Regions from separate parts of the Mus musculus genome. Here region 1 is linked to region 2. Evidence: chromatin loops called from intact Hi-C (ENCODE). Cell type or tissue: heart. All regions are shown on one strand. Each heading gives the region's core, and the rest is flanking DNA. Links, peaks and the distances in the headings are about the cores only.

Region 1 (4,316 bases), core at 317-4,316, 160 kb after region 2:
TAGTGTTGTTGTAGGCTTTACAGAGAGATCATGGGAAACTCAAGACAATTCAGGAAAATTCACTGCAGACAGGAGAGGCAGATGGGGCTCCTTAATATTCTGCAAGCATACACTTGTGCTTCGTACTGTCGTAAAGAAACCTGCAATGCATTCTGCAAATAGCTCAACACATACACACTGCTAATCGTTTGTTTGTCCCAAGTGTCTCTCCAGGAACAATGAAGGTCTCGGCAGCCTGGGACGGTGCAAACCCAGCTGCACAGAGCAATAACAGGAAGAAGTGCAGGAGACATACGGAGACACAAACCAGTATAATCTCAGGAGTAAGGCTGACCCTTGACCAGAGGCAGTATTAAACTTTGGAATAATTGCCTTTGTTTGCTCTTTATAAGGTTTTCTTGGCTGGAGATGAGATAAAAAGACGGGGTGTTAGAATGTTAATCCGCTTCTTTCTCAGATAACTAGCTCTCTGAATAACATCTGACTTAAAGATTAAATTCCTGTCTTTGATGTTTACCATCTGTGGTGACAGCACAAATTTCCTTTATAAAACAATTCTATTCGTAAAATGAATGAAAACAGCCGTAAATATGGTCAACTATGCCTTACCACACACCCGCTTCAAGTCAATAAGTACGGTTGGATCACTACCTACAAATGGAGAAGACAGGAAAAGTGTGTGTGTCCTTAAAATATTACCCTGTCATACATATGTGTCATTCACAGAAAAGGATGCAGCCAACTGCTCACAGGGGTGAGAGCAGAACATTTGAGTGGTACCAGTCTCTATACTTTCAAAAGGCTGCACAGTGCACAGAATGGAATTTTAAGAACACAAAATACCCTGTGTGGTGATGGACCTCTTTATTTCCAGCACCCAAGGAGGTGTGTTTGTGTGTGTGTGTGTGTGTGTGTGTGTGTGTGTGTGTGTAGGAGTCTGAAAGTAAGAGGCCAGTCTGGTACCCAGGGACAGCTCTGGACCACCCAGGACTGTAGAGAGAAAAATTCGATCTTAAAAATATCCGGTAGGGAGAAGGGTAGCTATAGAAGCGTCTCTTCCACTCCCGGAAGGCACGGAGTCCCGCTAGATCCCTTTTCCCTCCCGGACAAAGGCGAACAGGTTAGGACTAGGAGCTGGCGCCCAAGATCGCCACGGAACCATTAGAGTGGGCACACACCCGACGGGGGGAACGCTTTTGCACGGGACTTCCGGGGTAGGGCCTGTCGGAGCGGAAGTGCCGTGTGGCGCGCGGGGTCTGGTCCGGGCGGTGGTCGGCGGGCTTGGGTCCCTCGACACCCCGGGGGCGCGCGGAGGCTCGAGAGGGCGTCGGGTGCCTGCCCTGGCCTCGCGGCCATGAACCTGGAGCCGCTGCGCAAACGCGTCCGGCAGTACCTGGACCAGGTGCGCGGCGGGGGGCCGGACGCTGGGCTTCGGGGCGGTGGGGCCCGGCGGGGAGCGCGGCCCCGATGGCTCCGATCCTGCGTGGACTGCGGGAGCAGGGCTGGGCTGGGCTGGGACGGCTGCACTGGGACCTTGGAATCTGGCCGGACCGTAGGACATTTGGGAGGATTTAGTTGTGTTTCTTATTGGACAGAATACTTGGGAAGACAAGCTAGCTGTCTCCAGTTAGGACTGGAAACAATACCCCGTGCTGGATCTTCAGCCTCCGCGCTGCTCTCGAGTGGACAAGCCGGGACTATTCGAGGGAAGGGGTGTCTCTGGGGTCCACGTCATTGTCATGTCATTTGGTTTTTTGCTAAAATGCTTGCTCTCCCGATAAATGGGAAACGGAAGAGATGCTAAGTGAATGAGCCAGAGGTTTGCACTTCGCTGGAAGGCTGCGTGCTAAGGGGCAGTCGGTTTGTGATTATTTTCTTTGGCACTGAGATGTAGAGAGGACAATGTGGGCCTCTTTTTTCACTCTGGGGGCATCTGTTCAGAGCAGATTCTCGGGTCCATAAGACTTTCTCCTGGCTACTCATTGGGCTACCCTGTTCTGACTATATCCTGAGGAACTGAGGCAGAGGCAGTAAGAGCTAGGGATCAGCACTAACCAGGACAGATTCCTGAGTGTCTTTCCGCTGTCAGATTAAGTGTTGTTAGAGTTGACTACAGGGGGCGACATTGCCCATGACCAGTGACTGTTAAGGGTTATGGGTTTAATTGTGAAATATTTGAATCTAGTGCTCTGCTAGATGCTACTTTAGGATTCATTTGAGCTTGTGGGAAGTGTTATTACATAAATGTCAGTATCAGAAGTTCTAGATGACTGCATTTCAATCGCTTATGCACTGTTTTAGATACTAGCTGATACATTTTTGGTAGTGTATGAGTTAAACTGCTATCTTGAATTGTATATATGAAGTTCTTACGGTAATGACGACCTAAAACTCACACTAGCTGAGCTGTAAAATACAGGTGATTGGTGGGCCCCGTGCTACATCTAAGAACGTGTTGTAGTGAGTGGTGGATTTGGTGTGTGGATTTATATTAGTCGACTGTGGGGGCAACAGCAGTCACCCTGTGTTTGCTTTTTGTATGCAGCAACAGTATCAAAGTGCTCTGTTTTGGGCAGACAAGGTAGCTTCACTCTCTCATGGTGAGTGACATGCAATTTATTTCCCCTAATTAATCTCTAGAAAGCTCCCCATGAGCCTCTGACCACTTGTGTAATTTTGCCCCTCAGAGGAGCCCCAGGATGTTTATTGGTTGGCTCAGTGCCTTTACCTCACAGCGCAGTACCACCGAGCAGCCCATGCGCTCCGGTCACGCAAGCTGGACAAAGTAAGTACCGAAGCTGTGGGAGATGTCGGAAACGCCACTGGGGCCTCATGTTGGGTGTGTGTTTAAAAGAACTCCAATTTTTTATTTTTATGAGAAAAAAAATGTTTTATCGGTTGGTTTGGGTTTTTCTTGGGGGTTCGGGGGCTGTTGAGACCAGGTTTCTCTAAGTAGCAGCCCTGGCTGTCCTGGAACTCAATTGGTATATCAGGCTGGCTCTAACTCACATATATCTGCCTACCTTTACCTCGTGCTGGGATCAAAGGTGTGTCCCACCACACCTGGCTAAGAGCTTTTTTTTTTTATTTTTATTTATGTGTTTATGTGTGTGCCACATGAGTGTGGGTGCCTCCAGAAACCGGAAGGCAGCATTGGATTCTTTGGAACTGAAGTTCCAGGCACTGTGAAGTGCTCTCTGAGCAATGGGAACAGACTTGTGTTCTTTGGAAGAGCAGCAGGCACTCTTAACTGCCAAGCCATCTCTTCAGCCTAAGAGCAAGGCTCTCACTTCAAGTCCCAATCTTTCATTTCCCACCTCTTGCCCACCTGTCTGGTCTCTTAAATTCTCATTGTAATGGTTTTGCTTTTGTTTGCTTGAAATTTTTTGTTATTTTGCTTGTTTTTTGTTTTTCCAGACAGGGTTTCTCTGTATAGCCCTGGCTGTCCTGGAACTCACTCTGTAGACCAGGCTGGCCTCGAACTCAGAAATCCGCCTGCCTCTGCCTCCCAAGTGCTGGGATTAAAGGCGTGCGCCACCATGCCTGGCAAATTTTTGCTTTTTAATATTAAACTTCTTTATATAGTCTCTGTGTGTGTGTGTGTGTGTGTGTGTGTGTCCTAAACTACCTGTGGGAGTTTGTCCTCTCCTATCATTTGGGTCCCTGACGACCAGACTCTGGTCCTCAGTCTATGGCAAGTACCTTTAACTCCTGAGCTGGCTTGACAGCCCAGTTTGCTTGCTTTGAGATCAGCTGTCACTGTTTTTCTTAGTCTGGTTTCCAATTCTTGGGCTCAGGGCAATTCTCCTGTCTCAGCCTCTGAGGTTGGGATTGCAGGCCCATAACTTCTCTTGGATCTTTGGTGCCTTTAACATGTTTCTGATGTTTGCTAAAAAGACTGGGGCTCTTTCTTTCTTTTTTCTTTCTTTCTTTCTTTTTTTTTTTTAGCTGTAAAGGAGAAAGTCTAAAACTCTCCATGCGTAAGTTTTCTTTTAAAGTAGATGTGTGTGATTTTTGCATTACACAAACATGTTACACATGTAAAGTGTTTGATTTTCTCACTTCTTTCTTTTCTAGTTGTATGAAGCTTGCCGATACCTTGCAGCTAGATGCCACGTAAGTGTGCTTGGTTTCTGTTTAAATGTGGAAATGTGACTGTGAGCAGTATGCAGCCTTCACAGGTGCATGGCAGCTGTTCCACCAAGTTGAAACATGATGACTTAGCATAGCATTGTGTAAAAAATGTCGTTTTTAGTATTATTTTCTATAAAATATTCATTCTTAATTTGTTCTTTAGTCATTTAATTTAAATAATG
Region 2 (4,390 bases), core at 87-4,086:
TCCTAGACCTTGTCACACAGCAGGGACTACCCTACTGAGTTCGCTGGGGACAAGGGAAGTACCTTCAGCATCATTCATCAGATACATGGGGGGAAAACCAGAGTCCACTCTCAGCACTCACGGGACGGACTAGAAACTGGTAACCAAAAGAAACCCTCCAAATACACGAAGATTACGACTTCCAAATATCACTCTGGTTAGAGAAGTCTTAAGGCAAATTTAAAAGTATTTTTAAATAAATGAAAATGAAAGTACAGCTTAGCAGGATTCGTGGGATGCATGTTCTGGGAAGGAGAAAGACCCGGAATCAGTAAATTAGGACAGAGTTATCCTCCGAAAGCAGAAATAACCAAACACACACACACACACACACACACACACACACACACCAAAAACAGCAAAATCTGAAAAGCAGGAAGTGAGAGGAAATCAAAACCCCAAACAGATCCGCTGAAGAGATCGTTGAAGCGATAGACCTGTAGTCAGGTTACCCAAACAAAAAGAGAAAGACGCAACTTCCCAAGACCTCAGTGAGGGTGTGTCCAACCTGAGCATGCAAAGGAACGCCGCCTGTGCAGCAAGCGGGTTGTGGCCCACTTAACACCGAGGGTGTGTACTTTGGGAAACAATGACTGCCAACGCTGTTATGAAGGGGGCTGTCAAGGCTCCAGGAAGATGGACACAGCTCAGATCTCTGCTTAGTGTCCCCAAAAACTTAACTGGTAACAAAATTTCGAATGTATTGCTGCCTCATGAAACTGAGAGGACTCCTGGCCAGGTCATCATGAGAGGGTGGCTCCTTAAGGGACACTCCCCTCTAAACCATCCCTACCAGCCTGAGTGGTCACTAGGCCAAGGCAGGGAGAAATGTGGAGATGGCTCTAGGTGAGATTTGTGTAGCCAAGACCGGATGAGGCACGCACAAAACAAACAAACAAACAAACAAACAAAAGCAAACAAACCCAGAGGCAGGACTGGGCCAGGGAAGGAAGTCAACACTTTTCTCAGCTCCCATGCTTTCAAAAACCCCAGAGAAAAAAGTGGCCCTTGACCATGGGCAACCACTGGCAACCTTTTATATGATCTGACACTAAAGACACACTCCCAAACACTCTGGGAGAGGTGGCATGCCCACCCCTTCTCTGACCAAGATGGTATTTGCCTGTATGAATGGCAGATCTAGGGTGACATACCATATGTCCTGAATACATTACATGTCCATAACCAGTTCAGAAACACAGATATGGGGTGTTGCAGTAGGGGAGGGGCCAGTGCCATCCTTCTCCATACCATTCAGAACCAGAGGATGCTGGAGGCTGTGGGGCGCCACGCCAGCTGCAGCCCCTGCCTTCCTGACAGGGCCATCCCCGTAGCTGACGAGTCTCTGTGAAGGGAGCAGCAGAAGTGGCTGGTTCTATATAATAAAGCGGCTCATCAAAGACCTCTGAACAGCGTTGGTTCCAGAAGGAAGCAAGACATTTAGCTGTCTTTTTCTCCACTTCTAGTGACACATGGTTTCTCTTGTGGGCCCCGTTCCCTCTGCTGTAATGTGTGATTCCTTCCCACAAATTACAAAACAGGTGGATCCAAGAACCCAAATGCCACTCTCTCTGCCCTTCTAGAAACTGTAAATGTGACATTTTCAAAACAAGCCACAGCTGCGGAGCAAAGATGGCGGTTACCATTTAAAGGTCAGGCTAAGGGGAGGTGCCGCCTCCCTATCTCGGCCACTGTGAATGAAGTTCTAGTGTCACACTCACCAGAGAGGGACCGAGTCCTACAGAGACCTACTTATCCCTCAGCCCAGCAACAGCAGCGAAGACTTATTTTTTTTTAATTATTTTTTTTTGAGATTTATTTCTTTTTACGTATGTGGGGATTCTGCCTGCATGCACTACTGTGTGTCACGTGCATGCAGTGCCTGCGGTAGCCAGAAGAGGGCGTTAAATCTCCTGGAACTGGAGTTATAGTTGGCTGAGGACTACCAAGGGGATGCTGGGCTTTCTTTAATTATTGCTCCATTTCTCCAGCCTTTTCAATTGCCTTTCAGGATCCTAGGTCTCAGACGACTAGAGGGCTGAGGTCAAGATCTATTTTCACTGACATACACGCCAAGCTTCAAGGAAAAATTGAGCTGCCCCAATGATGCCTTAGTCACCTTCCAGCATTGAGAAGAAATCCCCCTCCAGACATGAGATTGACATATGCATCTATACCGATAGCTTTGTGGTGATAAAATGGTTCTGAATCTTGATTGTAGTAGCTGTGATACAAATGTGTACAAGGGCTAAAGTTGCAAAGACATCTACTAGCCCAGCAGTATCAATAACTCACATGGTTAACAGGTATGTAAAATGTGGTTCAGGCCCCCAGCCTAAGGAAGGCAGGGATCCTGACACAGTACAACATTCATGGACCTGTGATGTAACACTCGTCTAACGAGACCGTCCCAAGAGATGAACTCACCTGAGTTCTAAGCAAAGTCGCTGCCTACCCACCCACCCACGCCCTCACTCCTGGCCCAGTGGAGTGGTAGATTCTGAGCCTGGGAACCTGGGTTTAATGGGTTGAAAGAGATCTGGAGAAGGGTAATGGCAAAGAACACAGGAATGCCCACGATGGCACTGAGCTGTACTTAGCAATGGTTAGAGTGGCAAGGTTTATGAGACACTAAAATCCCTGAACAGTGTGTGCATGAACTGCATGCGTGTGCATGTGTGTGTGCATGTGTGTATGCATGTGTGTGCGTGCATGTATGTGTACATGCATGTGTGTGTGTATTCTTGTGCATGTGTGTGCACATGCGCATACAGATGCTTGTGTACCTGTGTGTGCATGTGTGTGTATGTATATGTACATGTATGTGTGTGCTTGCGTGTGCATGCGTGCTTGTGCGTACACTGGTGAGATCAGACAGAATAAGTACACAGTCATGTGACCTGTACCAGCCACGCCTGGGTGCTCACAAATGTTATCCCTCTGAACCGGTAAGCCAGCCCCAATCAAATGTTGTCCTTTATAAGACTTGCCTTGGTCATGGTGTCTGTTCACATCAGTGAAAACCTAACTAAGACAGTTAGAAAGGCCAGGCTAGGGGGGCTTTAGACGGGGAAAAAGATAACATCCAAACTTCCTGGCAATATTCCTGTGGACTTCTGTTTGCAGCGTCCTGTGAACCTGCAGCCATTTAAAAATTCAATGCCTAATAAACAGCAAAGACTTGTTAATGAACTCTAACTCGAGGAAGACTACGCCTGGAAGGGATCTTGCAGCTCTGTGCAGGTGCTGAGCTGACCTTGGCCTTGGGAATCTAAGGAGGAATAAGGCTGAAACTCCTGGCAATGGAGAAGCTTCCTGAGCCAGGGAGGGAAGGGGGACTGTTGCCTTCAGAAAAGGCTCTCCTTTCCTGCCGGAGAACCATGATTGCTTCCGTAGGTGATCGCTGCATTACTTAGCTCCCACGGCACAAGTGGGCCCTTGGGAGGCTGGGTCAATGAATTGGAAATTACATGTGTCCCTCCGTGAGTGAAATTTCTGCATGCTCATTTGCACCGTGGCCATGAGATTCTACTCAGTGCCTCACTTTCTCTTGTGCTGATCTCACTGCCAACTCTACGGGTGGATGACCTTTGGCCTTGACACCCTTGCCCTGTGCTTAGAAAAGCCAGACTGAGGAAGAGAACCTTGAGGATGTGGGGCAGGCAGACTAGCCTCGTCTGTAGTCTTGGAGTCCTAGGACACAAGGATGCACAGCTCAGAGCTTCCCCCGTTAACTGTTAGTAAATTCTTTCTGCTGAGTTCTTTCCTACAACCCGGCTCTTTACAGTATGTCTGTTTCATGGACTTTCCCCAGACTCTATCTACTCAGGATAAAACCAGCATAAACCTCCATATCCCACAATGCACCTAGCACTGCTAGGCTACATGTAAGTCTCCATGGCCTACAAAACCTCTACTTTATACAGATGAGGCTTGCAGAGGCTGACCAACTACCCATGTTACTCCTGAACAGGGGAGCTGAATTCTGTGACCCAGCTCCCAGCCATAACATGGACATAGCAGGCAAAGTGAAAGGTCATTGCAGCTGTCCTTTATCTAAAACCAGGGCTCATGACAAGGGCCACAGTCATAAACAGGTTTGCACCCTGGGCATGTGACACCTGCCATCCCCTCTTACAGGCAATTTTAAGAGTGGCCATGCTAAGGTCAGTGTGATGGTTTATATATGCTTGGTCCAGGAAGTGGCACTATTAGAGGTGTGGCCTTGTTGAGGTGGGTGTGTCACTGTGGGTGTGGGCTTAAGACCCTCATCCTAGCTGCCTGGAAGTCTGTCTTCCACTAGCAGCCTTCAGATGAAGATGTAGAACTCTCAGCTCCTCCTGCACTGTGC

The links. A loop is a pair of places that touch in the nucleus more often than their neighbours do. Peaks named below come from ENCODE experiments on the same cell type or tissue, not always from the same donor. Only the 100,000 strongest peaks of a DNase experiment are listed, where the experiment ranks them.
Region 1: a loop joins it to region 2, with 2.3 times the contacts of the local background. A loop is called at or near these places in 4 of 42 quality-filtered maps.

Annotation. Positions count from the first base shown.
Region 1 is chr8:13,756,453-13,760,768 of GRCm38, forward strand. It overlaps Cdc16 (CDC16 cell division cycle 16), which reads left to right and starts at 1,204. Exons shown (of 18, transcript NM_027276.3): 1 at 1,204-1,402; 2 at 2,546-2,600; 3 at 2,688-2,785; 4 at 4,078-4,116. The coding sequence starts at 1,355. All of the region lies in intron 1 of Gm46032 (a long non-coding RNA gene), which reads right to left. In heart, for the core only: a CTCF peak has its summit at 2,121; DNase peaks (open chromatin) are centred at 1,209 and 1,979; H3K4me3 peaks cover 2,281 bases; H3K27ac peaks cover 1,836 bases.
Region 2 is chr8:13,600,880-13,605,269 of GRCm38, forward strand. All of the region lies in intron 4 of Rasa3 (RAS p21 protein activator 3), which reads right to left. Among named protein-coding and RNA genes, the nearest start is that of Gm34795, 19 kb to the left of the region's middle. In heart, for the core only: a CTCF peak has its summit at 1,921 (motif pointing right); a DNase peak (open chromatin) is centred at 578.